Regions from separate parts of the Mus musculus genome. Here region 2 is linked to region 1. A link is a loop called in an ENCODE intact Hi-C map of the cell type or tissue named here. Cell type or tissue: left cerebral cortex. All regions are shown on one strand. Links, peaks and the distances in the headings refer to the core of each region. The heading gives the core; the rest is flanking DNA.

Region 1 (12,119 bases), core at 1,408-9,407:
GACCCTAGGTTCAATCCCCGGCACCACCTAAACAGACATATACTGTGTAAATATTCCTGGTTTCCTGGTGGGGTTTCAATTTTTATTTATATGTGTGTATATATGTCTAACACCTATATGTGGGTACCAGCAGAGGTCAGAAGAGGGCATTGGATCCCCAGGAGCTGGAGTTAGAGCTAGGTGTAAGCAAGCTGAAGTGGAGACAGGTAACCAAGCACAGGTTCTCTGGAAGAGCAGAGCAGCTAGTGTTCCTAACCACTGAGCCGGCTCCCCAGCCCTTTGCTGTTATCTGTATGATTGGTTTTCTTTTCTTTTTTACTTTTTTGTTTATTTGTTTGTTTTATTTTCTTCGTTTTCTTCTTTGAGACAGGGTTTCTCCCTGTATAGCCCTAGCTGTCCAGGAATTTCCTTTGCAGACCAGGCTGACCTGGAGATCCACCTGCCTGTCTCCCTGTGTGCTAGAAAGAAATTATGGACCATCTCAAGTAGTGTGTTTGGTTAGTTTTCAAACCTGGGTCATGTCCTTAAACACAAGGCTGTCCTGCTTGACCCTCCTACTTGCTGATTTTATAAATGGTAACAACACAAAAGTGTTTGAATTTCCACATATACACATGCACATGTTAATTTTTAAGTATGTAGGCATTTTTCTTCCTGTTGTTATAATCAGAAAACTTAATTTGTAAGATTTCAATTATTTTGAATTTTCTGACATTTGTGATATAGCTTAGAAAGAATATGTTCTATTTTGGTGAATAATTTGTGTGCCCCTATAAGGGAAATGAATAGTCACAGATAGATGGGGGGCTGGAATGGGAGAATCAAGTGGGAACAAGGGTAGGAGAGTTGGAGGGAAATACAGGGAGAGACAGCTAATATTAAAAGGGGTAGTATGGAAGCCTAATACAGAAGAAACTTCTAAAATATATACATATTGAAAGTGATCGACTCTTATCACCAAACTAGACTTCTAGTACCGAAATTGTGTTACATCTAATTGAGTTGTTGTCCAAGGAACCCCACAGGAACTGTTAAACAACCCAGGCTGTTGCCAAGACTACAAGTTGCTTGTCCAAAAACTGCACAGCACAGCCCAATTGCTGAAGACAACATCTACACAATTCATTGAAGATGGAGATGTTCAGCCAGTGTCTACATAGAGCCTTCACCCTACATTCCAGCATCTCTGGTAAAGGACCATACTCTACATGCTCTAAAGAGAAACACTGGCTGGAAAGATGGCTCAGCAGTTAAGAGCACTGACAGCTCTTCTAAAGGTCCTGAATTCAAATCCCAACAACCACATGGTAGCTCACAACCATCCATAATGAAATCTGATGCCCTCTTCTGGGGTGTCTGAAGACAGCTACAGTGTACTTACATATAATAAATGAATAAGTCTTAAAAAAAAACAAAAAGGAGAGAGAGAGAGAAACGTAAACACTAACCCAGCTACAAACTCTTTACTACAATGGTGTTCTGCCTGCAGGATATGCTAGGGCAATTGGTGGCTCAAAGCTGTGGGAGTAACCAACAATAATTAGCTTGACCTAAGGCCCGCTCCACAAGATACAACCCATACCTAACACTGCTTGGCTGGGTGATCAGCCCAGGGACCAAGGGCAAACACTAAATAATCCTAATCTAAAAAAGGGGGGGAAAAAACCGTGATAAATTCAGTCCCACTGACAGTCTGCTACACTCAGAGATCAGTGCCTTGTTCAGCCATCACCAGAGAAGCTTCCTCCTGCAGCCGAGGGGACAGTACAGAGACCCACAGCCAGACAGTCCACAGAGAAGGGACACTCGGCCCTAAATGAAATGTCTACATCAAATCCCGTCCCTCCAAGGGCGGTGGTGGCACATGCTTTTAATCCCAGCACTTGACAGGCAAAGGCAGGATGACCTCTGAGTTGGGGGCCAGCATGGTCTGTAGAGCGAGTTTCAGGACAGCCAGGACTACACAGAGAAGCCCTATCTCAAAAAGCAAAAACAAGACAAAACGAAAACCTCACAAAAGGAGGCAAAAAAAAAAAAAAGAGTGTACCGGCCAGAGGGGATCGAAAACACCAAGAAAACAAGGCCCTCTAAGTCACCATGAGGAAACCTCATGTGAACTTAGGGGCTGAACATGCAGAGGGCCTGCACAGCTCCCAGCATATCCTTTGCATTTCTATGACAGCTTGCTGCTAGGTGTTTTTATGGGATTCCTGAAGTGTGAATGAATGGGTCTCCGATTCTTTTGTCTTCTCTTGGGCTCTTTTCCTTCTGTTGATTTGTTTTGTCCAATTTCGATGTGATAATTTTTGTTTTATCTTATTTATTTTTTAAGATGGATAAATGAATGAATGATTAAAAACCTATCCACTACAGTAAAGTTTAACAACTGGACTGTTGTTTATGCATGCTGGGACAGGGAAAATCAGTTTTCAATAATAGAACAACACTGGGTATATCAACCACTCCACGACAGACCTCATGCTCAGGAGTAGTTGACAGACAGATAGACAGACAGATACTGGGCACCACCATTTATTAGTGTGTTTACATTTATATTTGGTTGCAGCTTAGTGGTTTGTTCTTTGTTCTGTTTTGTTTGGGGGGGAGTATTTCGTTTTCTTGGTTTGGGGGATTTTGTTGTTGTATTGTGCTACCATTTGCTTTTAGAGAAAGAACTTAAAATTGGGTAGAAGGCTGGAGAGATGGCTCAGTGGGTAAGAGCACTGACTGCCCTTCCAGAGGTCCCGAGTTCAAGTCCCAGCAACCACATGGTGGCTCACAACCATCTGTAATGGGATCTGATGCCCTCTTCTGGTGTGTCTGAAGACAGCTACAGTGTAGCCATATACATAAAATAAATAAATAAATACATCTTTTTAAAAAAAATGTTGGGGGGCTGGTGAGATGGCTCAGTGGGTAAGAGCACCCGACTGTTCTTCCGAAGGTCCAGAGTTCAAATCCCAGCAACCACATGGTGGCTCACAGCCATCTGTAACAAGATCTGACGCCCTCTTCTGGAGTGTCTGAAGACAGCTACAGTGTACTTACATATAATAAATAAATAAATCTTAAAAAAAAAAACATATCTTTAAAAAAAAAAAAAAAAAATGTTGGGGGCTGGTGAGATGGCTCAGTGGGTAAAAGCACCCGACTGCTCTTCCAAAGGTCCAGAGTTCAAATCCCAGCAACCACATGGTGGCTCACAACCATCTATAACAAGATCTGACACCCTCTTCTGGAGTGTCTGAAGACAGCTACAGTGTACTTACATATAATAAATAAATCTTTAAAAAAAAAATGTTGGGTAGGGAGGGGGAGAGGGTCTAGAAGGACTTGAAGGAGGGGAAGAATATGATCAAAATATATTTAAATTTAAAATTGTTCTAAATAATGAAAAAACATAATAAAGTTAAATGAAATGCCATTAGGTGCTGCATTCTATAAATGCCAACGAGGTCAAACTTGACAAAACTGTGTTTACTCGTTTGCTGGTCTTAGCCTCCAGCGTGCTGTGTGGCCGTGAGGGCTGCCCTGAGCTCCTGCCTGCACTTCCTGACCCTGGGATCGCACGCACCACACCTGGCCGGCGTTCACACCGGTCCCCACATCTGACTGGGCTCTAGGACACTTTAGCAGCGTTCACACCGGCCCCACATCTGACTGGGCTCTAGGACGCTTTAGCAGGCAGGCAGCTTACCATTCTGAATCTGAGCAACCTTTTTTGAGATCTCGCCAATGATCTGTGGAAAGCAACAGGCACATCTCATCATTTTTGAACATATCTGAAAGTACAAGAAACCGGTAATTCACACGCAAAAAAAAGGCTATAGGTGTGGCAGCGCACACCTTTAATTCTACCACTGGGGAGGCGGAGGAAGGAAGATCTCTGTGGGTTCACACACAGTTTGGCCTATGCAATGAATTCCAGGCCAGCCAAGATACAAAGTGAGACTATGTCTTAAAAAACAGCACTGGGCAGTGGTAGTGCACACTTGGGAGGCAGAGGCAAGCAATTTCTGTGAGTTCGAGGTCAGCCTGGTTTACAGAGAGTTCTAGGACAGCCAAGGCTACACAGAGAAACCCTGTCTCAAAAAACCAAAACAGCCGGCATGGTGGCGCACGCCTTTAATCCCAGCACTCAGCAGGCAGAGGCAGGCGGATTTCTGAGTTCGAGGCCAGCCTAGTCTACAAAGTGAGTTCCAGGACAGCCAGGGCTGTACAGAGAAACCCTGTCTCGAAAAAAACAAAAACAAAAACAAACAAAAACAAAAACCAACAATAACAAAAAACAAAACAGCTTTTAATCCTAGAACTAGGGAGGCAGAGGCAGGCAGATCTGTGAATTAGAGACTAGCCTGGTATACACAGCTATTAGCCAGGAATACAAAAAGAGACCCAGTCTCAAAAAAAAAAAAAAATTTGGTTAATAATCATTGATGAGGTAAAAAGAAGCAAGCAGAGCCATTATTTCTACTGAACATACCTGCCGTCTCCACTTCTCCGCTTTCGGCAACTCAGTACATTCAGAAGCAAGGAAGGGTCTCCGTTCCTAAGGAGGGTGAGAGTAACACACATGGTAACTGGGCTCTGTACACACCTATGTGACATCCACAACCGATTCAGCCTTGAAACCTTAAATATTTAATGCTCTAAATATACTTGAAGTCACAGTGCTAGAGGATATTCAATTCCTAACCATCACTGTACAATCTCTTAGGAAGCTATATAATTAGGATATATAATTACTCCAGGAACTGTGTATAGTTAAAATAAATATATACAAATATTTAATCTCTCCAGGTCCACTCTCTACCTTCTTCTAGTCAATATTAAAGCTGGAATAATAAGGGGCAAGCGGGAGGCAGATAATCACATGCCAACAGAAAAGAGGCTAAGCAGACGCACAAGTGTACAAACTCTTCAGCAAACACAGCAGGAAGAGCTGCGGCTCGAAGCCTGCATCTGCTCCTGGTACTTCCCAGGGAGTGCTTCACTCACCTTGACTTTTCCCTCTTCCAGCTGAGCTTGACGAAACCTCGCCAGGGCAGTCCTGCAGGCACACAAAAGACCCCATTAGATTTCTTAGCACTCAAGTTCCTGGATGGGGTAGATCTGCTCATGACCACAGCTAACAGCATTCATGCAAATGGTAATAAAAAAACCAGAGTAGTTAAGGAGTTGTATGTTCCAAGGGATAGGCCTCCAACATCATTTGTGTTTCTGGGCACTCAAATATCTACTTTATTTACATTGCATATATAGACTGTGGGGAACTGCTATTTATCACACTGTGATAAGCAATATACAGAAGTATTAAAAGGGGCTAGAGAGATGGCTCAGCGGCTAAGAGCACTGACTGTTCTTCCCAAGGTCCTGAGTTCAAATCCCAGCAACCACATGGTGGCTCACAACCATTCGTAATGAGATCTGACGCCCTCTTCTGGTGCATCTGAAGACAGCTACAGTGTACTTTCATATAATAAATAAATAAATCTTTTAAATAAAAAAAAAAAAAAAAGGAAGACGAGCTAAAAGATTAACATCAGGTTGCCCTTCCCATCATTTCCAATTCATCTTCAAGAGGAAAAATGTTTACTCACTGAAAGTTCTGGAAGATGTCAGACAACATTAATGGGGGAAAAAAAACCACAAGCAAACAAAGAAAGGTTGCTTTAACACCTGGGGACAAGAAACCTCTTCTAAAAAGATTCCTACCAAAGGGATCTCATACAAGCTCTGTGCCAAATGTCAAATTTTTCAGCCCCAAGAAAATTGATACTCACATGGCTTTTTCTGCATTTCGGGCCTAGAAGGAGACAAGGGAAGAAAACACCAAGTTTAGAATAACTGTCTTTCTTGTGATTGATTTAAGTCGTACGTTTTAATCCATCAGTGTGTGTGCCTGCTTGTCTGTGCATGCACTGTGTGTGTGCAGAGGACAGGAGAGAACATCAGCTCCGTGGAACTAGAATGCAGGCAACTGTCAGCCGCCTGACATGGGTGCTGGGCACCGAACCTGCTCCTAACCACTAAGCCAATTCCTCTGGCCCTAGGATATCTTTATCACTTCTACTGTTTTGTTTGTAGGTTGGTTGGCGATATAGAAATTTCTGGTTTCTTTGGAAACTCAGTTGTGTGATGTGATGTCTTACTGAAAACTGTCTTATGAGAGGATGTTTTTGCTGAAGCAGACCCATGGGAGGATGTTTTGCTAAGAACAGACATGTGGTGTTGTCTGAAGGCAGTCTGGAAAAGGGGAATGTGATGTTTTGATAGAGTAGACGCTAGAGAGAACATGTGATGTTTGGAAAGGATATAAATGTAGTCCAACAGACAGTGGGTGATGCTGGATGGTATTGGTAGGCCTTAGCATTCTTTGTCAGTCATTGTTTGTCATGACTTCATAGAGGAAAACAAACCAAAAAAACTTCTGGTGATGTTCCAGCAGCTTCTTGCCACTTCTGCAGATTCAGGCCAATTGCCAGAGCCTTGCAGTTTCTTCTGGATCAACTCGCCGCTGCTTACTCATGAATGGTATTTTCCAGTCCCGCCATTGCTGACTCATGATGGTATTTGTGAATGGATCTAGCTAATACTGCTGATCTGTGTAAACTAAAATGCTGATATCCTGACAATGAAAATTAGATTTGCTCCAAAGAACTATTTCTCAACAGGTACACATCCTCCTCTGCTCTGTTAATCTTTCCTTTCCACTGCCTCTGATGGATGATGGACTAGAAGGGACATTAAAACATTTAAGAACCCTCATTAAAAATAGGTTGTAAAAAATCTAAACCTACCATTGGTTGGTTTCTGGCTTTTTGAGACAGCATATTCTGTGTAGCCCTGGCTGTCCTGAGACTTGCTCTGTAGACTAGACTGTCTTTGAAGTTAAAGATTGGCCACCTCTGGCTCCCGATCTTTGGGATTAAAGGCATGTGCCGCTGCCATCACCAGGCTGGTTTTTATTTTTTAAAATCATACACATGTGCAGAATGTACTGTGATCATATCTATTAACCTCTCTGACCCCTCTCTCACTCCTGATACGATAACGTATGCACCACCATACACCACTCTAACCAGAAAACAGCCTAGTTGTCTGTCTGCTGCCAGTGGCTATCAGAGGAGAGCATCAAGACTGGCTTTTGCAAAGTGATGTTCATTTAAGTGCTGCCGCAGCAGTGTTAAGTCAATGGTCCCTAAATGTTACACAGGATCAGGAAGAGAACAGTTTTTTTCAGTTGGATTGTGAACTACACAGAAAGCGCACCTGCTGAATTTGGAACTAGAGATTTTGCTCCTAGCTCTTCCTCTCACCATCACTGAGACGTGGTCTCACCAAAATCTAAGTTTCCCTTCACAGCACATATTGTAGCTTTTATCTTGCAACGTTATGATGACTTACTCAGATAAACGCATGAAGTCAAGCAGAAACAGACACACAGTCTAGAGAGTCAGCAAGATGAGTTTAATTTAACTTGCCCTTCAGATTGCCCCTTCCAATCAACTCTGAAAGGAACCTGGCCAGTGGAAGGTGGATATATGAACATGACATCAATACAGGACACACCCTCCTTCAGAAGTAGCTGTTCAAGACCACTGTTTCCTCTCCTTTTTAGGTTTCTGTTCTCAACAGTCTGTAGTGTCCAAAACATCCTCTGTAAGCATTCCATGGCTTCCTTAAATGTTTATGCATCTGTTTTATTTAACAGGAGTATGTATCTGTTTGCCCCTATGTATGTGTAAATACCACCCCGCCCAAAGTGTATTAATGTTTTTTTTCTACTTAGTATTATAAAGCACAGACTGACAAGAAGGCCTATATATTTGAATGTGTCCATATTTTGCACGTGGTTATGCATATACTTACACCTGATCCTTAAACATAATTTGGTATATGCATATAGATAAATATCTACCAAAATGGGCTGGTTTTGTAGATAAGACTATACAGATTTCAAAGACATCAATAAATCTCAGAAGTATGAAAGCCACTCCGTATACTTTTAAGGGGATTTTTACCTTTAATTTTTTAATATTTTTTGTATGTGTATGAGTGCTTTGCATGTATGCATGTAAGTGCACCACATGAGTGTCTAGTGTCACTTAACAAGTGGGTGTTGGATCCCCTAAAACTAGAGTTTTGGATGATTGTAAGCAACCATGTGGGTGCTGGGAACCAAAGTGAAGTGGTTTTTGATCACTGGGCCATCTCTCGAGGTCCACGGACACTTTACTTTGAAATTACTACAGTAACTGCGCCTCTTTGAACCAACACTGTGTCTGATCTCATACTTCCATATTAAACGCTTCTTGAGTGAATGAAACCGAGAATCACAACCTCTCAACAGATCAGCCCATCCTATTCATTCACTCACGGTTATGTCACACACGTCTAGAGAATGTCAGATTCTGTCCTCGGTTTCAGGCAAGCAAAGGCGTGGAGACCCTGCCCTTTAAAAGGTCCTATCCGTGGAACCTGAGAACGCCCGGGCCGTTCAGTCTCTACGCATAATGTGCTTCACCCAGACTGAACCACCAAGACGCAATACAGCTCCCAAACTCAGTTTTCTTGCCATTTCTTACAGCTACGCCAGGTGGGAAAAGAATCCCGGCATAGGCCAGGGAGCCCGAGGCCGCACACTGGCCCAGACCTCGGGTCCCCCGTGAGCCCCATCCCTTCCCCAACGCACTCACCATGGTGCCGGCGAGGGCGCCCTGGCGCCGCTCTGCAACGCAACGTGCTCAGGCGCCCGGAACAAGGCAGGCAGACGCGGGAACGGAAAACAGCGGACAGTCTGGTCTTTTTGTCGGAAGACTAAATGGAAAGGACCGGAAATTAAGGACCGGAAGCGAGGGAGGGAGGACGAGGGAGGGGAGAGAATTGCAGTGGAGCTTCGGTAGGCGGCTTCCCGCCGACGCGTGTCCAGTGCGTCATCCCGCGCCTAAGTCAGCAAGACTACGCTTGCGCGGCAGGAATGTGTGCGTCATTTGTCGTTTGGTTTCGTTCTGCTGGTAACTGCGGTCAAAGATTCGCCTGCCTCTGCCCTTCCTGAGTCTTCTATGACAGCAGATGACCTTTTTGAAAATGACTGCACCTCTCTGAATGCACTGAGTGTTCATAGCCCCTAGGGACCCTGCGTGGAGTTCTGTCACCTGCCTGGACCCGCCAGGCGCAGGCACTGGGGCAAACCATAGCCATTGGGGCGAACCTGTCTTCCTGGGAGGCTTCTTCACCGCTGCCTGCCATTTACCTGGAGCTGAACAGTGACTGAGACTATGATCGTCCTCCTTTTAAGAAACGTGTATAATTATCATTATTCTTTATTAAAGGTGGCTGTTTCCATGAAACTGACAGATGTGATCGTGAAAGAAACATTTAAGCCAAGGAATCAGCTCTCTCTCCACACATTCCCAGAAGGCAGAGACCACATCTTTTAAAATACAGAGATGCGGTGGTGGCGAACGCCTTTAATCCTAGCACTCAGGAGGCAGTGGCAGGCGGATTTCTGAGTTCGAGGCCAGCCTGGTCTACAAAGTGAGTTCCAGGACAGCCAGGGCTACACAGAGAAACCCTGTCTCGAAAAAACAAATTAATTAATTAATTAAAATAAAATACAGAGATAAGGCCAGGCTTGTTGGCTAATGCCTTCAATCCCAGCATTTTGATGGCAAAAGAGGCCAGTTTCTGTGAACTGGTGGACACCCTGGTCTTCATAGAGAGGAAATCCAGGCGAGCCGGGGGTGCATAGTGAGAACTTGCCTCAAAAACTAAAGAAAAAGGCAGCTTGGATCCCAAGACTCAGAAGGCAGGCATATCTTTGAAGTTTGAAGCTAGTCTACAAAGTTAAGTTCCAGGATAGCCACACGAAACGACTCGAAAAACAAAAACGTAATGAGAAGAAAATGAAATACGGAGTAAGGTCCAGAGAAGAAAAAGCTACCTGGAGCAAGTGGGAAGTTAGAGACTACGTGAGTCACTTAGCAGAGATGGATTCTGGAAATGGTGGTGGGCTCTCCCACTGAGTCAACACTAAGGAGAGTACCCTGTCATAGTCCATGCAAGAATGTTACCACCGTGCATATAAGACCAAATTAGAGTCCCTTATTAGTTGGCAACTAGTGGGCAGGCTCTTGTCCCAAAGCACACTGCATCAAAGCTCAGGTATACGGCATTTATTGAGCTAAAAACCAGTGACATTTGCAGTCAGATGTAGGTGACAGGAACCAGAATATTTGTTTTGGTATGCATTTGGCAGACGTTTTTGGCTGTACATCTCAGCCATGGTCAGCTCACTATATCGGCTTTCCAAGATCTCAGCAGAGGCGTGAACTAGTAGTTCAGGATCAAACAGGTTCTGACAGATACTTTAGAACATATATGTAAGTGGGCAGCCGGTCACCCAACTAGATTCTGTGTCCCCCACTTCTTCCAAATAGGTTGTGGGGATGTAACCAAATGATTGTCGGTGGTGCTTTGGGTCAGGAGCCCCAAGAATTTTTGCCTTAACTCTTAATTTCTGCATTGCTAAAGCACTGATATTTCACATTCAGAGATTTGTGGAGTTCTGACCTTTTCTGGCTGGGGGGAGGGGGAGCCAATGGAAATGAAGTCAGAGATGAGCATTCCTCTACTTCCCATGAAATGAAAGAACACTAGGTTAAATGCCTAGCACATTAAAAACAAACCCCAGCCCTCTCCATTTCCCACCCCCTTCCTTATTCTGAGAGATGACCCTAATCAGGAACCACCAGCTTAGGCTGAGAACTGGCAGTATCATGAGCAGTCGAGAGCCCACTGCCAGGCCCAGGCCAATTCTCTCTAAATTTAAGGAGAGGAATTTTTGAATTTGAATGGTTTTGGCCATTGTCTTAAAATATTTTATTCCAAACAATGGTCATTCTTCACATTAAGACATGGGGGGGGTGTCACTAGGTTGTTCTGCTGGCCTGTGTAGCTCAGGTTAGCCTCAAGCTAAAGACATGTGTCTTGATACCCGACTTCTAAGACTTATTTTCATCCAGGATCTCAAGTAGCCCAGGCTGGCTTGGAACTTGCCTTGTAGCTGAAAATGGTGCCTTAAACTCTGATCTTCCTGATTGCCGGGTGTTGGCATTACAGGTGTGCAGCCACACCTTGGATAAAAACCCACAAAGCTTTTAGGTTTTGGGTTTTTTTTTTTTTTTTAAGGTCTTGTTATCCATCTTAGGCTGATGTGGAACTCTATGTTAATACTGTTTCAACCTCCCAATGTTGCAACTACAGGTGTATTCCACTACACCCAGCTCACAGTTCAAATGAGGGGAGTGTTTACTAGCAAGTCTGATGACCTTAGTTTGATGTTGGAATTTACACGTAAGAGAAACGCCTCCTACAAACTGTTCTCTGACCTCCACATTCACACCCATATGCACAGAATTTTTAAAAAAGTAAAACATTTAAGAATCCTCAATGAGACAACACGATCTATTTGTCAATTCAATCACTTCATTAGAAAAGCCTTGTTTTGTCATCTATGCCAGGATAGAAAAATGTAGTAGACTGAGTTGGTTGAAAGAGAGAAAAAAAAAAAAAAAGAACATTTCCAAGTTAAAAATATTCCTCAAAATATGCTTTTGTCAATGTCACCTGCATCTTTTTTTTTTTTGAGATTTATTTTATGAGTTCACTGTAGCTGTACAGATAGTTGTGAGCCTTCATGTTTGTTGAGAATTGAACTGTAGGATCTCTTGCTCAGTCCCTGCTTGCTCCGGCCCAAAGATTTATTACTATACATACACTGTAACTGTCTTCTGACACACCAGATGGCGTCAGATCTCACTACTGGTGGTTGAGTCACCATGTGGTTGCTGGGATTTGAATACGGGACCCTCGGAAGAGCATTCAGTGCTCTTAATCACCAAGTCAACTCACCAGCCCTCCTGTACCTTTCTATGGACCTCAAATACTGTTTCTTTTCTCTATCCAGAATCTATGCACTAAAAACATTAAAACACGGGCCAGGTGGTGGTGGCTCACGCCTTTAATCCCAGCGCTGGGGGTGGGGGTGGCAGAGGCAGGCGGATTTCTGAGTTAGAGGCCAGCCTGGTCTACAAAGTGAGTTCCAGGACAGCCAG
Region 2 (12,119 bases), core at 2,853-10,852, 52 kb after region 1:
AAGGACACTAGTGCCTCAGCCTCAGGGGGATGGCAAGGGACGTTGATGAATGGCTGGCTTTTCATGAAAACCGGTATGTGCAGGAAGTACCATCTCAGCATCCTCATCCCATGCCTGCAGCTTGGGGATGCTCCCTACAGAGATGAATCAACCCACCTCCTCACGGCTATGTATATAAGAAACTTGCTGACTTTCTGGGCTGGTATCTCCCATCTGATTCCAGCCTTACTTTATTTGTGTCTGTCATCCACTCCAAAGGGCCTGCAGGTTGTGGCAGGGAGCGTTCCCAGTCAGGGCTGCTGTTCTGTCCTCTCATCTCCCCTTCGAAGTTGGAAGGAAGCCAGGAACAAGCCCTGAAGTGTTTCACCTTTGGTTCCCACCAGCTCATGATTTTGCTTCTGTTCCTTGCTGCCACTCTGGTCACAGGAGACCTCTCCCACCCCTCCCGAACATACCTGTCTTAGGGTTTCATTGCTGTGAAGAGACACCAAGACCAAGGCAACTTTTACAAATATATTTGTGTATGTATTTATTATGTGTAAGTACACTGTAGCTGCCTTCAGACACCCCAGAAGAGGGCATCAGATCCCATTACAGATGGTTGTGAGCCACCATGTGGTTGCTGGGAATTGAACTCAGGACCTTCAGAGGAGCAGTCGATGCTCTTAACCACTGAGCCATCTCTCCAGCCCCTCAAGGCAACTTTTATAAAGGACAACATTTAACTGAGGTTGGGATACAGTTTCAGAGGTCAGTCCATTATCATCATGGTGGGAAGCATGGCATTGTGCAAGCTGACTCTTGCTGGAGAAGCCAAGAGTTCTACATCTTGTTCTGAAGGCAGCCAGAAGGAGACTGTCTTCTGCAAGCAGCCAGGAGAAGGGTCTTCTCCACACTGGGCAGAACTTGAACATAGGATCTCAAAGCCTACCCCAACATCGATGCACTTCCTCCAGCAAGGCTACACCTATTCCAATGAGGCTACATCTCCTAGCAGTGTCACGTCCCATGGGCCTATTTAAACCACCACAATACCAGATACTGATTTCCTCCCTTCTTTGCACAACAGGGCCTCACTGAGGCCAAGCTGGCTTAGGCTCCTGAGCCTGGGAATCACAGGAATGTACCAAAATGTATAGTTTTATTATTTTCCTTTTCTTTTTTTGTTTGTTTGGGTTTTTTTGTTTTTGTTTTGTTTTTCGAAACAGGGTTTCTCTGTGTAGTCCTGGCTGTCCTGGAAGTCACTCTGTAGACCAGGCTCAAATTTCGAACTCAGAAATTTGCCTGTCTCTTGCTCCTGAGTTTAATCTCTGCTGGGATTAAAGGCATGTGCCACCACCGCCCGGCCATTTTCCTTTTCTTGATGGTTACTTCTTTTATTTATCTGTTTGAGGTATATGAGTACACTGTAGCTGTCTCCAGACACACCAGAAAAGGGCTCTGGATCTCATTTCAGATAGCTGTGATCCACCATGTGGTTGTTGGGAATTGAAGTCAGGACCTCTGGAAGAGCAGCAGTCAGTGTTCTTAACTGCTGAGCCATCTCTCCAGCCCAATGGCTACTTTTATGAAGGGTAAATAGTAATTATTTTTCCCAATATATTCCCTCTCCCCTGCCCCTTCTCTCTCCTTATTGTCCTCTCTTCTAGTGCCTTGTTTAGCTCATATACAACCATACTGAGATTTTTGTCTCGTAGGCAGTTCATGTCTCTGCCTTCTCTCCAACCAACCCCACCAATTTGTGTGGTTGTCTTTAGAATCATGAACATCATGTAGGAGGCCTCTGATGGTGGTGGTGGTGGTGGTGGTGGTGGTGGTGGTGGTGGTGGTGGTAATGATGATGTGTGTATGTGTGTGTAAATGTGGGTGGGTGTTTTGCCTGCATGCATTTATGTGCACTATTTGTGTGCCCAGTGTCTTTGGAGGTCAGAGGGTGTGTCTGATCCCCTGGAGCTGGAGTTACTGACAGCTGTGAGCTGCCCTGCGGTTGCTGAGAATGGAGATCCTTTGGAAGAGCAATGAGTGTTCTTAACTGCTAAGCCTCCAACCACCAGCACCAACACCAGCACCAGCACCAGCACCAGCACCAGCACCCCCGGATATTTTTAGACTCAGAAAATATAATCACCTCAGAGACTGACCTTTCACAGTACGTTCAAGCCCAAGGCCCAGCACCAACATCAACACTTCCTGGGGAACTCATGGAGCCGAGTCCTTTCCAGTGAAGATGTGCACTATCTCTGTCCACATCTGTCTGTGTACATCCCAGAGTGTCGTGTATTTTTCTGGGGGGGGGGGGACTATGATGGGAAAGACAGACCTGTTCCCGAGGTCTTTTAAGTATAAAAACTTATGGACTCAGGCACAGCCCAGGGTTGGAAGTCCTCATGCACCGTGACCTTGGTGGGAAGCCTGGGAGACATAGTCACGGACACTCTCTTTAGCTTTATCCCTTGTCCTCATTCTTCAGTTTGCTGTGGGTGGCGATGTGCCAACCCTTTCTACTTCAGTGTCACCAGCTCCTGCTGAATCACTGGCAGGCCTTCCTACACCACCCCTCCTGCAAGGCGGAGGGAGGATCTTGCAGATGCTGCTTCTCCTCTGTGGGTGCCATAGTAACAGGGAAGCAGCTTCCAGGAGCCTGCTCTGCTAACCAGAATACAGAAGAAGATGAAGGTGTGTGTGTGTGTGTGTGTGTGTGTGTGTGTGTGTGTGTGTGTGTGTGTGATTTCACTGCTTAAGATCTGGGAACCTACAAAACACCCAGTTCAGGCCTTTTTTGATTGTATCATATGAAAGGAAACACACCACTACAGAGACATTAATTTGATGTCTATGCATTTCCCCCCATGAAACCTTAAGGGGCCGACAGCAGGGGATTTTCTGTTCCCCTTCCTTTTCCTTTCTCTCCTCCCTCCCCCCTTCTTCCTCTCTCTCTCCTTCCCTCCATTCTCCCCCTTTCCACTTCCTTCTCCCTCTCTCTTTCCCTTTCTTCCTCCCTTCCCTTTGTCCAGAGTTCCATCCCCAGCCAGAAAGCAGGTCTTACTCATTTGCTTTCTTGCAGTGTTGGGATCAAACCCAGGGCCTTGCATGTGCCAGGCAAACTCTACTAAGCTATCCATCCAACCCAAGGGGATGTCTTGTAAAAATAAATACATACATAAACCTGGAGTTGTTCAAACCGGTGCTGGGATCTGGGTCTGCCATTTAACTACTATTTTTGGAGCATGTACTTTGTGCCAGGTACTAGATACAGCAAACATTCTGAAGGTGGAGAGAGAGATAGCTTGGGATCCCTTACCTTAGATGTCAACTCACCTGAGCCTCAAGTGCCAGGTCTTTGGGCAAACATGATTCTGGGAGTTTCTGTTGACAGGGGTTTTGGATGAGGTTGTTATGAACTCAGGATACTGAAGAAAGCGGGCTGGGCTTCCCCAGTGTAAGCAGGTGCATCTCACTGGTTCAGGGAAGTATCATGGTTGTCCAACAAACAGATAAATTATTTTTCACTTTGGAAAAACAAATCAGTCTCCACTGAGATTGTGTGTGTGTGTGTGTGTGTGTTTTGTTTTGTTTTGTTTTGTTTTGTTTTGTTTTGTTTTAGAAAGAGTTTCATGTATCCTAGGCTAGCTTCATACTCACTACATGGCCAATGATGCCCTTGACCTTGTAGTCCTGCCTTTACCTCCTGAGTACTGGAGTTACAAGTATGTGTCTTCATACACAGTTTATGTAATAATGGGCATCAAACTCAGGGACTCTTCTTGCATGCTAAACAAGCATTTGTCTTATGAGGCCAGAGACTGTTCCTGAAGCAAGGATGGTCCTGCATCTCCTCATTACACTGAGCAGACATTCATGCTCTTTCCAAGTCATTTTGGTGGACTGGTAGGGCCTAGCTTCCTATCTCATGTTCTGACTTCTGAAAAACAAAACAGAAAGAATTGGTGATGTCAGAGGAAGACCTGAAAACCCTACAATACACTGTACGTTTCCTTTTTAATTTGGGTACTATGGTGACAAAAATATTAGAATAATACCATTACATTTTCAGATTTTAACTTTTATTTTTGTGTTTGTTTGTGTACATGTGTGTGCAAAAATGTGTGTGGGTGCCCTGGAAGACAGAAGAGGGGATTACATCCCCTGGAGGTAGAGTTACCATTGGTTGTGAGTCAAGTGGTGCTGGTCTTCTGGAAGAGCAGCAAATGCTTGCTCTTGATCCCTGAGCCATCTCTACAGCCCCTCGTTTTTGTAATTGTTCTTTGACAATTTCATACATGCATGCAATACTCTCTCCCACTTCTCCCTGACTGCTTTCTCAGAGGTCCTGAGTTCAATTCCCAGCAACCACATGGTGGCTCACAACCATCTGTAATGGGATCCGGTGCCCTCTTCTGGTGTGTCTCAAGAGAGCAAAAGTGTACTCACATACATTAAAAAATAAAATAAATCTTTGAAAAAATTAGTATTATGGCCTACTTAGCCACAAAAGATGTTAAAAAAAAAACTAATCAAAATGGATGAAAGTACTAGATATAAGAATCAAAAGTCTGACTCTCTGAAGAGAACAGAGATGAAAATGATCTTGGCTTAAGCAATGATTCTTCAAGATGACACCAAATGCTCTCAAGGAAAGAAGACAGATAGTCTTCTATTTCCTTCCTTAAAACTTCTTTTTTGAGCTGTAGACATGGCTCAGCAGTTAAGAGTACCGGCTGCTCTTCCAGGGGTTCTGAGTTCAATTCCCAGTAACCACATGATGGCTCACAACCATCTGGGATCTGATGCCCTCTTCTGGTGTGTCTGAAGAGAGCAACAATATACTCATATATAATAAACAAACAAACAAATAAATAAATCTTAAAAAATTTCTTTATCAAGAGTAAACTTTATTAGAACTTTTGTTTTTGTTTGAGACAGGGTTTCTCTGTGTAGCCCTGGTTGATCTAGAACTCACTGTGTAGACCAGGCTGGCCTTGAACTCACAGAGATCTGCCTGCCTCTGCCTTCCAAGTGCTGGAATTAAAGGCATCTACCACCATGCTCGGCTTTAAGTAGTGATTTTTTAAAAGCAGAGTTCCCATCAAATTAACACTCACTTCAGGGCAAAAATACATTTTAAAAACCTAAAACCCTGACTAATGCACCAAATGGCTGTTTTTATAAGAATGGAATCAGCAGCCAACTCTCTGGTTTCATCTGTATAGTCTATAATATTAAGTAATACGAGCCAGGAAGTGGTGGCGCACACCTTTAGTCCCAGCACTTGGGAGGCAGAGGCAGAGGCAGAGGCAGAGGCAGAGGCAGAGGCAGAGGCAGAGGCAGAGGCAGAGGCAGAGGCAGAGGCAGAGGCAGAGGCAGAGGCAGAGGCAGAGGCAGAGGCAGAGGCAGAGGCAGAGGCAGAGGCAGAGGCAGGTGGATTTCTGAGTTTGAGGTCTACAGAGTGAGTTCTAGGATAGCCAGGGCTACACAGAGAAACCCTGTCTTGGAAAAAAGAGAAAAAAGTACTATGAAGCATTGCTAGGTGGTACAGCCATGCTCACTGGCTACCTCACACAGTTCCAGCAAAGCCGAGCGAGCCAACTGCTGCAATCGATGCTCTTCTAACTCTAACTTTTGGTTTTGTTCCCTGCATGTTGCATTCTTGGGGACTGTATGTGTTATGATTCAGTTTATGTCTTTTCCTGGGGAAAATTATGAATTATGTCTGAGTCTTTAAGAAAAATCCTAAAATTAACTTTATTTGGAAGTCTTCCTTATGCCCTGGAGATCATTAACCACAGATAAGCACATAGCTCCATGAGGCCATTACTCCAGGAATCGGCTTGGGGTATCGGCCCCTGAGCAAACTCACGAAGGATAACTGATGGAGGGCAAACAGACAATTGATGAACTCTGTCCAAAATAGATTACAGATTCAATGTCTCTTTTTTATTATAGGCTTAAAGCTCTCTGAAAATGGAGTTTAAAGACAGGGAGTCATACAGGGCATACCCCTGGAGGAATAAACTCAGTAAACAATTTATATTGACTAAAATAAACATTTTCTACTATGTTTATCATGTTTAATCATGTTTTACATGATAAAACATATAATGAAGTTAGATAGTCATCTTTGCAGCTCATAAAAAGACCAATTCAGATATTTCCTGTTTGTCTGGAGTGCTTTAAAACTGCAAACACTGCCAGCCTACAAGCAGCCTGCCACATAGTAAGTGTGTTTGTTTTGGAGGAGACAGTCTTTAGATTCTTTAAATTGGTGTTATAGGGCAGATAATAAGAATAAAATCTGTTGTTTATATTTTCTATTTGTAACTGAGCTTTTAACCCTGGTTATGTAATGATAAGTCAGACATATTTTGTACTACTGGATAATCATTAGCTTGTCTTTGTTCTGTGAAACTTGTGTAAATAAAGACGCTCTTGGTTGCTAGTCAGTCAGAGCAACAGAAATGGCCTGATCTCTAATAAGTAAGTCAGAGTTACAGAAATGGCCTGATTGCTATCAAGTCAGAGCTGCTAAATTCCCCTAACTATCTGGCTTGGCTTGCCTCACCCTCTCCCCTTGCCTAATACTCATCTTCTCTGTGGGCCAATTTGTCAGCAACAATATTTGAATTCCTTGTCAAACCACAAGTTTTATAGTATTTGGTAGAAAAGACTCATTTAATAATTTTCACAACTGAACCTGGCCCTCAGACTTGGCAGCAAGCACCTTAACTTAGCGGCTGAGCCATCTCATTGGCTCTATTTTTTGAGGTGGAAGTCATGTAGGTCTGGTGCAGGGGGATGGCCTTGAACTTCTCATCCTCCTTTCTCTGCCTCATGAGTGTTGAAATTACTCGCTATGTCCAGTTATATCTCAATGTTAAAGCACAAATGTACATAACTCTATTCATTGCCTTACAAAGCTAGACTCGGATGGAATCGGTTCCTTGGCTAGCAACAGATGCCCTTTTCCCTCTCACCACCATCTCTGTCATGGTGACTCCTCTGGCCTCAATCCTTGGGGCCAGTGAACTTGTTTGAGAGCAGCTTCCCAATAAATTTGCCCTTAAAATATTCTAACCTGACTTGAATTGGCTCATTTTACCGGTGGCGGAAAAATAACCTATTAGTGAGACTTACTTCCGGAAAATGACAATAAAGAGTAGCAGGGAACATGTATGGGGTCAGCGTGCTGCATGCAACCCTCCCATCAGAATGCCCTTTAAATTCAGCCAGGGGTAACTGCAAACACAGCAGCCACAGGACCACAAGGGGGCGCAGAAGCGGAGCACCCGCAACCGCAGGTCTAGGCTCCGCCTCCAGTGTCTAGCCACGCCCACTTTCCTGGGTCTCACCCCTCCCCTTCCGCCCTCTTCCACCTAGGTTTTGGCAATCTCCGGACAGGCAATGAAAAAGGTGGGCGCAGTTGTGCGCAGGCGCAGACAACAGAGTGCGCAGGCGCAGTCCATAGTGCAGTGCTCAGGGCGACGTGGCGGGCGGGAGTACGGAAGCCGCAGGGAGAAGCTGTTCTCACCGCTACTCTGAGCATCTTCCTGCTGCGTGGAGCTACCGCTGACACCATGTTGAAGAAATTCGACAAGAAGGACGAGGAGTCTGGTGAGGGCCCCTTGAAAGACCTGGGGAGGTCAGATCCTCGTAGGGGTTCATGGGACCTTCCTTGGCTTCCTTCTTCCGGGCCTCTGTCAGAGCCAGATCCGAGGCCCAAGAGGGGCAGGGGCTTGTGCGCAGGTCCATCTATATCTGTTCTCGGAGGAAACGTGCTGTTTGCCCTCTCCAGCTCTGGCCAGGATTTCTGCGTGACCTTGTGCGGGTAACACTCCTCTCTGGGCCTCAGTTTCCCCATCTTGTCAGAGGAGGTTCCCAGGCTGGATGTTACCTTGCATTTCACCCGACCTCTTGGTATTTGCTGCGATAATTCTTTGCCTATCTGGGTGTAACCAGTCCTACAGTTAATAACCCTGACCGTTTCATTCATTCAATAAACTACAATTACTGAACATCAGGCACCTCACTGATCATAATATTACAGTAGCTAAAGCAAGTTCGATACTAGATGCCTGCAATAGGAATGTTAGGATGGAGAGCCCAGACAGTAACCAGATAATCGCATGCATAATTTTTTAATGTAATATCTGCTGTCAGGGAAACTCAGTCACAGGTTAGTTAGTGTTGGTTGTCTCCGACACATAGATTCATTTAAGTTCTGGTTGCATAGATCAGTGCCAATTATTGAACCCTAAAATGCTCAGAAAGAATGCTTAGGTGACTGTGAGAGAGCCTTGACGGCCTCTGGTAGATGATAGAGACTTCCTTCTCTCTTCCTCGTGTTTGGCAGGTTTAGGGTCACAGTTCGGGGCTGTAACTCAGTTGATAGAGTGCTTGCTTAGCTTGGGTGAAGCCCTGTGTATGATCCACAGTACCATGTAAACCAGGAGGCCGAGGCGGGAAGATCAGATGCACAAGAGCCGACCTCTGCTACATTTTGAGTTAAAGGCTAGCATGCGATACATGAGAGTCTGTGTCAGCACAGGAAAAAGGAGAAAAGCAGTTCATTCAAGATCACAACCGTAATCAGTCTTCTCTGTGCACTGCAGGTGGAGGCTCCAACCCCCTCCAGCACCTGGAGAAGAGTGCCGTACTCCAAGAGGCAAGTGCCACCATGCCTGTGTCTGGTCAGGAATACCTGCCAGCCCTGCTGTCAGATACTAACATACATGGAGTGCTGGTTTATAAAGCCTGGGTCCAGGAAGATGGGACTTTATTCATTGTATTTGCTAGTGTGGCTAGTATTAGGGCAGCCCAAGGGAAGACTTCTGGTATGGTTAGTAGATAAATTAAGAAAAATAAACTCTTGGGAGCTGGACAGATGGCTCAGCGGTTAAGAGCACTGGCTGCTTATTCTTCCAGAGGTCCTGAGTTCAATTCCCAGCAACCACATGGTGGCTCACAACCATCTGTAATAGGATCTGATGTCCTCTTCTGGTGTGTCTAAGACAGCGACAGTGTACTCGTATACTTAAATAAAATCTTAAATAAATAAATAAACTCTTCCCACTTGAGAATACATTTATGTGGACTGAGTTAATACGTACCCTATGGTTCTCTAGGCCCTTCATGAACTGAGGGGCAGCTGTGGTAGAAAAGTGTACTAGGCTAGAGGTAATGGTTGCTTCTTCACAGGCTCGGGTCTTTAACGAAACTCCCATCAATCCCCGGAAATGTGCTCACATCCTCACCAAGATCCTTTATCTCATAAACCAGGTAACAAGATGAACTTGGCAGGGAATACAGGGGAGGTTGTGTAAATGGAGATGTACCCTTACGCTTTTGACAGCTCTGTGATTGGAACCAACAGTCTAGGCCTGGGTCCTCTTAAGTTTCCGGCTCTCATTTGTTGCCTGTGCTCAAGTGCCTGCAGGCTCCAAAGGTCTAGCCTACTGACCTCCTGTCCAAACCTGTGGCTTTTCTGATTCCCACAGGGGGAGCACCTGGGGACCACGGAAGCAACTGAGGCTTTCTTTGCCATGACCAAGCTCTTCCAGTCCAATGATGTAAGTACACTGATGATCTGTGCGTTTCTGCAGATGTTGCACCCATGGCAGGGTGGCAGGAGGTCTGCCTGTCAGTATAGACTGCCGTCCACAGAATCAGGCTTCTCCTGACTCTAATCCTCTCCCACCAAGCTGATCAGGTCTTCTCCATGCCTTTTTCAGCCCACACTCCGCCGCATGTGCTATTTGACCATCAAGGAGATGTCCTGCATCGCTGAGGATGTCATCATTGTGACAAGCAGGCATGTCTTGGGCAGGGGTGGCTCCTCTGGTGGGATCCATTGACAGAGACAACATGTACAGCCAAGAGCCTTTTGACATCTGTTCTGTGCCCTTTCCTCTTAGCCCACCCTATGCCAGCCTCTAGAATGGTCTGCTTATTTCTCACTTCCTAGGCCTTGCCTTTCTTCTTCCTCCTTAGACAATACAACCAGCATGGAGCTTTCATAAGTCTTTAGATAGTGCTAAGGAAAAGAAAAACAGGGTGCAGGAAGTTAATGAGCAAGTCTATTAGCCAGTACTGGTTTCTGCGCTAGGCTGAGTAATTTAGGGACAGACGTCACGAATATATACTCCGTGTCCTGGAGAACTGAGAGTCACAGCTGGACCTGGTGCTGCACACTTGTTCTCCCAGCATTTGGGAGAAACAGGAGGATGGCTGCCAGTTTGAACCTGCCTGGGCTACATAGCAAGATGTCTCCAAAAAATGAAATAAAACAAAACCACACAACATCCCTGCCTCTTACCCAGTTCTTCTATTTCTTCTTGACATTGCTATCTGAGGAGAGGGACCATACAGCCAGAGTCAGGGGCATTGATATTTCCTGGGGCTGGAAAGATAGCTCAGGGGTTAAGATCTCTGGCTGATTTCTTAGCATCCACATCAGGAGGCATAAACCCGTCTGTCAGTCCAGCTACAGAGAGTTTGAGGTGCTGTCCGGCAGGATGGAATGCTTCAGTCCCGGAGGAAACTGTTATATAACTCACAGTCTCTGTAGCCTTAGGATTTACCAGCAAATAATCAGGCAGTGGGGCTCTAACATGGTTTATGGAACTGTAAAAGACTATGAAAACAGAACAGAAGGACCCGGAAGACCAAATTCTTAGCATAAAGGAGATTTATTTGCTCCAGAAGGACAGAGGAAAGGGAATAAGAGACAGACAGAAGATGAGGGAGAAGGGGAAGGAACAAGGGAGAAGGGGCAGGGATGGTTGTCCTGGAGTGGCGTCCTGGATAGAGAGGAGACAGACATGGCCAATAGGCAAATAGTAATAAAGTTAAAGGGGGGAAAGTGTTAGGAGGAGGTATTTAATTGTAATTGGACATGTTAATTAGGTGAGCCAAAGCTGGCTTTTGATTACTGGACCTATGTAGTCAGCCTCAGTAGGAGGATGTGGCTAACAAGGAATGATCCCTGGCAGATAGCTTTAGAAATGTGATCTAGTGGCTTTTCACAAGGCAGAAGGGATGGGGGAGAAGGGCCAAGGCTGCCAGAGCCATGCTCACCATGCTCAGGCTGGCCAGAGTTCCTTCAGACAACAGCTTGACTTTGGATCAGAGAAGATCTCCAGCATGAGCTAGATTGGGAAGGAGAAAGGTCCAGGCTGAGCAGTGGCAGGTGAGAGGCCTGCAGAGGAAAGCATCTCACTGAGACACTGCTCTGTTTGCTGCTTATGAATCCTTGAGCTGATGGCGATCCTCCTGCCTTTGTCCCTGAGTGCTGGGATTGCAAGCATGTAGTCTGTCTTGAATTCCGTGAAACTCCCTGGAGCTGTTGTTTGGCTTGGAGGGGTGAGAACAGAAGGGAGCAGTAGCTAGCAGACTGGTGTGGTAATCACATCACTGGTGTGGTGGTGTGGACTAGAGAAGAAGGATGGCCTATGACCCCCGCATGTCAACAGTGCCTCCTTTCCCCGGCAGCCTGACAAAAGACATGACTGGGAAAGAGGATAATTACCGCGGTCCTGCTGTCCGTGCCCTCTGCCAGATCACTGACGTGAGTCCTTCCATCTCTACCTGCTTCCCAAGCTCTCGAGCATACTCTCGGCTGTCTGCAGCTGTCTGAATCAAGTAGAGGAGCCGGGTGGGAGGGACTGACTCAGTAGGAGCTTCTGAAATGGTTGCTTTGCTCTGCACCCCGTTGCTTCTACGTCTGAGCCCGCGTTCTCCCACCACAGAGCACCATGCTGCAGGCTGTTGAACGCTACATGAAACAAGCAATTGTGGACAAGGTTCCCAGTGTCTCCAGCTCCGCCCTCGTGTCTTCCCTGGTACATAGCTGTGACTGGGGCCTGCAAGGGTGGGTTGAAGGTAGAATAAAATGTCTGAGGCCGTTGTCAGAGGGGAATCAGACACTCTGGGTTCATTGGGAAGAGCTGGGGTGAGTGGCTTTGACCCACCCCTTACATGGTAGGTTGTCAGGACTGGCATCAGACAGGAAATCTGCCAGGCGGGAAGAGTGAGGGTTGACAGCTGTCTGTCTGTCCATTCATGGGCTTGGGCTCAGGATAGTGAGGAGGGCCTGGCTGCATATGAGAGATGACAGGAGTATGACA

What was found. Peaks named below come from ENCODE experiments on the same cell type or tissue, not always from the same donor. Only the 100,000 strongest peaks of a DNase experiment are listed, where the experiment ranks them.
Region 2: a loop joins it to region 1, with 2.4 times the contacts of the local background. A loop is called at or near these places in 10 of 42 quality-filtered maps.

What each region holds. Positions count from the first base shown.
Region 1 is chr6:87,829,945-87,842,063 of GRCm38, forward strand. It overlaps Isy1 (ISY1 splicing factor homolog), which reads right to left and starts at 8,815. Exons shown (of 11, transcript NM_133934.4): 1 at 8,700-8,815; 2 at 5,784-5,806; 3 at 4,999-5,050; 4 at 4,484-4,549; 5 at 3,698-3,740. The coding sequence starts at 8,702. In left cerebral cortex, for the core only: CTCF peaks have their summits at 2,859 (motif pointing left), 5,478 (motif pointing left), 8,879 and 9,119; a DNase peak (open chromatin) is centred at 8,891; H3K4me3 peaks cover 1,588 bases; H3K27ac peaks cover 1,331 bases.
Region 2 is chr6:87,880,465-87,892,583 of GRCm38, forward strand. Copg1 (coatomer protein complex, subunit gamma 1) reads left to right here and starts at 7,476. Exons shown (of 24, transcript NM_017477.2): 1 at 7,476-7,608; 2 at 8,607-8,659; 3 at 9,193-9,273; 4 at 9,492-9,563; 5 at 9,726-9,805; 6 at 11,485-11,560; 7 at 11,742-11,834. The coding sequence starts at 7,572. In left cerebral cortex, for the core only: a CTCF peak has its summit at 7,243 (motif pointing right); a DNase peak (open chromatin) is centred at 7,380; H3K4me3 peaks cover 1,366 bases; H3K27ac peaks cover 1,688 bases.